2 separate regions of the Homo sapiens genome follow, and region 2 is linked to region 1. The links are chromatin loops, found by intact Hi-C in ENCODE. Cell type or tissue: GM12878. All regions are shown on one strand.

Evidence for each region. Peaks named below come from ENCODE experiments on the same cell type or tissue, not always from the same donor. Only the 100,000 strongest peaks of a DNase experiment are listed, where the experiment ranks them.
Region 2: a loop joins it to region 1, with 3.0 times the contacts of the local background. A loop is called at or near these places in 3 of 110 quality-filtered maps.

Annotation. Positions count from the first base shown.
Region 1 is chr2:220,691,523-220,694,022 of GRCh38, reverse strand. No RefSeq gene overlaps it. Among named protein-coding and RNA genes, the nearest start is that of MIR4268, 790 kb to the right of the region's middle. In GM12878, no CTCF peak of the experiment used is centred here; no DNase peak of the experiment used is centred here.
Region 2 is chr2:221,298,439-221,300,938 of GRCh38, reverse strand. No RefSeq gene overlaps it. Among named protein-coding and RNA genes, the nearest start is that of EPHA4, 270 kb to the left of the region's middle. In GM12878, no CTCF peak of the experiment used is centred here; a DNase peak (open chromatin) is centred at 1,204.

The DNA.
Region 1 (2,500 bases):
GCATCACTGGGAGCACCTACACCTGGCCTCCTCTATGTGACTTTGACTTCACACATCATGGCAGCTGGGTGTTAAGAGGGAGCATCCCAAGAGTGTGTATCTAGAAAAGTTCAGACAAGAAATTTCTAGGCTTCCTATGACCTGAATTCCAAGTGACACAGTATCACCCTGGCCACTCTCTATTAATCAAGAGCAAGTCACAGGCCCAGCCCAGATTTTAGCAAAGGGAACTCCTAAAGGCATGCATAATAGGAATGGCTGGTAGCATAAAGGAACGTCTTTGGCTACTGGCATCACAGACTTTTTATTTTATTTTATTTTAAGCTCTGGAGTAGATGTGCAGAATGTGCAAGTTTTTTACATAGGTAAATGTATGCCATAGTGGTTTGCTGCACCTACAAACCCATCACCTAGGTATTAAGCCCAGCATGCATTAGCTATTTTTCCTAACGCTTTTATACTGTTGGTGGGAATATAAATTAGTTCAACCACTGTGGAAGACAGTGTGGTGATTCCTCAAAGATTTAGAACAGGAAATACCATTTGATGCAGCAATTCCATTACTGGGTATATACCTAAATGATTATAAAGATACATTTTATTATAAAGATACATGCACATGTATGTTCAATAAATGCAGCACCATTCACAACAGCAAAAACACGGAATCAACCCAAATGTCCATCAGTGATAGACTGGATAAAGAAAATGTGGTACATATAACCTATGGAATACTATGCAGCCATCAAAAGGAAAGAGACCATGTCCTTTGCAGGGACATGGATGAATTTGGAAGCTATTATCTTCAGCAAACTAACACAGACTTCTTACATGGTGGCTTGCTTTCTAGAAGCAGGACTCTAAGAAGACAAAAGCACAAGCTGCAGATATCTTAAGGTCTGGCTCCTAAAGCCACACAGCATCACTTCCACTGCATTCTACTAGACGTCCGGTCAGATATATTCAAGGGAAGGAAAGATAGACCTCACCACTCCAGAGGAAGAGTGGCAAATTTTTAATCCTTGACATCCTGCTAAAACGATTATATATTAGGTCTGGGAAAAATCACAGATATTTCAGGCATTCTCATATAAGTTCTTTAATTGAAATAAAAATTGACATATGATAAAATATATGTATTTTTCTATTAAAAACACTAATACTGACCTAAGCCCCTAGGTCTTCTTCATAAAAGATTCCTGGCCACTAGAAATTTTCTGAGTAGATTTTCCAAGTTTTGATTTTGAAGAACTGGGGACCTAATAAACAGAAAATCATTTTGAACTCTCTGCTAATGAACACATAGAATATGACATTTTATTTGCCTTTCAATATATTGAGCAAATGCCTCAACTAATCATGTTAGCAGTAAACATCCTATAAGTAAAATGAACATGAGTATGAACTAAACAATTCTGAACTGATCTCTGTCCTTAGAAATATAAGATTTAAGTTTTCATGATTTTTACCCAGGTACATTTTTTTCTATTCATACTCTTTAATAAGACTGTTTAACACTTCTAAAATAAACTAAAATATCCTCTGTAACGTAAAATCTCACAGAACCTGAAAACTATACCTCTAGTAGGGTTTTTTTTTCTCTACAGGTATGCAAAACACATATTTTCTGAAACAAAGTGAATGGATGGGGGCATGAAGTCAGATGACAGGTAGTCATAAAATCAGATTCATTGTTAACATATTTGTTGAACATATTACTAAGTACTGAATGTTTTGTTAAAAGTTAGAAATAAAATCAGAATACAATCTGCCATTTTATTATAATTTTATTGTGATTTTATTTTTATATTTAATATTTTTAATCCATCTATAATATATATCTACAAGTATGAAAATATGTAACTTTCACTTCTAATTTGAAACATTACCATTATTGGCTCAATAGTTATAAAATAGGACTGATTCTGAGCTTCATGATTCTACTCCAGTATTCTCTGTTTTCTTTCACTCTTTCAATCACTGTAGCTTTAAAACATGTTTCTGCTTGATTTTTTATCACTTTAATATGTTGTTGTCATTTTAATATGTAATATAATAATAGAGGGCACTATTGTTAAAATTTGAGCTTTGAGGTCAGCCTGTCTGGATTTAGATCTAGGCCCCATCAGTTACCTGTGTAACCTTCGAGCAGTTACTTCATCTTTCCTTATCTGAGTTTAATCATATAAAAAGTGGTAATTATAATAATATTCATACCCAATAATTTAATAAAAATGTGTTTGCATTGATTAGAAAATGGTAGGTGCTGTAAAAATGTAACCAAAAATAGCCTAATACAGTTGAAGTTTATTTTTGGTTCCTATGAGGTCAATCGGTATTTGATTTGGTATGATACCATTCTACAGGATTATTCAGGCTGTACTCTTCAGGGAAATGGGAGAGAACTAAGATGATCTTGGGCGAGAGGATTTACACACTAGATCTTACAGTGACGCTTATCATCCCACTCACCTCTCATTGGATAGAATGTGATCATTTG
Region 2 (2,500 bases), 610 kb before region 1:
CATATCTTCACATTTTCAGCGTTTCACTGTTTTCAAAGCATTGTATTTATATAGCCTCAGTTCTTCACAAGGGTGCTCAGCTTTATTTTGAGCAAATCTTATGTCCATTGTATGGATGAGAGAATAGAGGTTCTGTGACTGTAAGTGGCACATTCCTCATTGTATAACAAGTGCTAGGAGTTAGGCATTTTATTTTTCATTCTACTCTGTTAATGCTGAAGAGAGTCCAACAACTGTCCATTTCCTGCACCCAACTCACAAATCGGTTTGTTCACTTTCCTCTTCAACTCATGCTTACAAGAATAAATGGGCTCAAGAAAACCATCTCTTGCTTAAAAAGGAGAAACAGTGTCCTGAAAGGCACAAATATCTGAGCACAAAGGAGGGTGGGACTGTTAGTTTCTACAACCAAGATCCCGACGCTTATATCCAAATTAAAGGTCTGTGAACTTGAACGGGGCTGGCTAATGTTTTTCTTTCCTACCAGGTTTGCTGAGCTTATAAATATCAATTATATGGTTGAGTAAATTACAGGGATGTTGAACTTTTAATTGTTGTAGCACCTTAAATTGTCTATATAGTAATAATAAGGAGATTGTGAAAATCTGCTGAAGGAAATCTCACACATATTTATAGATAATTAATACAGTGAGTGGAAACTGGAAATCAGCACTGAATGTTTTAAAGCAGTAATTTAAAAATGCATTATGGCAACACATTAAGTTAGCAGTTATTCAACAAGGAAATGTGAAGATTATTAAGCTAATTAAAGGTAATAAAAACAAGTTAAGGTAGTTCTGCATATAACTTTGAAATTAAAAAGAAAATTCTTCAGTCTTACTACTTCTAAGAAGGGCAAGTCATGGATGGCAATTAATATATTGATAAGTTACCGGATTTTAATGTAATAAGAGGAGGTTTCTGTATAAATATATATACCCTGGAGAAGTACAAAAAAGTACAAGGAACTGTTTCTGCATAACCCCAGACCCCTTAGCAGGCTCCTGTGAGCACACGTGCATTTTCTCTTTCTCAGGGAGGGATGAGTGATTGTCATTTCAGGAACTTGATCTTGAAAAACTTTCTCCAGTACAGTCTATCTGATCCCACTGAGCTTTCAGATCCTGTGCCTCTCTCCTGATCTTTGGGCTCCCTTCCACTTCAAGTTATGTGACAGCGATTTGGGGGATGGTTTCTTAACGCTTTTCCACATTTAGATCTTGTTCTCTGCATGAAACCACTATTGACATAAAATGAAGCTGCACAGTGTAAGCAGGAAGCTGAAATTGTTGGCAAGGTCGGAAATAGATGCCACTTTGTGGTAGATGTTTCAGTTCAGTGTGTCCAGGGTGTAGGCTTATAAATTTCTTTAGGGAAAAATAATGAAAAAGGAAAGGAGAAAAATGTCAAAGGTAATAGAGAGTAAAAATCACATTCATCATGTACAATAGAATAACACGTTTATGTCCAGTCTTTTGTTGTTTTGTTTACCAATTATTGGGGACAAAGGAGGGGAATGAAACGGCCAGACTTTAAATGAACCATACCTGTGTCTGCCAGTGCAATTAAGCAGATTATTAAATGCCAGTGGAGGAAATCTTGGGGGTGTTTATTGTAGCAAAGGACTGCAATTTCAAATTAAAGCAGGCTCATGATTCTTAATTCTGGTAGAGGGCCCCTGTAAAATTTACCACTGAGCAAATTGGGGTGTGCACAGTTAAATGGGGGCAGAGGGTGAAGCTTATCAAGGAGAGAATTGTCCCGCTTATTAGAGAAATGGAGATCATTTGGATACAAATGAGTAAGGAATCAGAAAAAGTGTTATCAAGAAGAGTTCCAATTTGTCTGTAATCCTACACAATTACAAAAAGAATAGGTGATAGGTGAATAGGTAAATGTTGGGTTTTAAACTCCAAGATAATTTGACTATTTTACTTCAGTAGATTTCTATAGAACACTTTATAAACTCAGTCTTTCCTAAAAAATCAGGGCAGGGTGGTCATCTTCAAGAGGCATGTTTTTCAACACTTAAGGGAACAGTTTTAACACTGCAAGTTATCTGGCAGATGATTATGCAAATTGTATCTAAGATTTCTATAACCTTTGTGCTGAGAGTCTAAATAGAAGAGTTTCTTTAACAAGGTAGCACACTTTTATCAGCAAGGTCACACCAGGAATTTTAGGGGGACAACTAAAAAATGACTTCCGCGAGCAAGAGGGATCCTTTTTGGTCATCAGGATGAATTGTTTGAAAGCTTCAAAGCAGCCATGGTTCTCATTACTGGAGCCTGACTTTATAAGAAGTGCCTTTTTTCAATTATTTTCACTTTTCATTAGAAGTTTTTGCAGCTGTTGCTCACCTCATTAAGTTCACTAAGATGCTAGGCATTTAATTTTCATGTTGTAATTTGTAGTAAGTTGTTTGACATTAAAGCTAGTTTTCTGAGTCTATAATTTCTGCAGTTTTTTTGCTGCCCTTCTCCTGTAGTAACCAGTTACC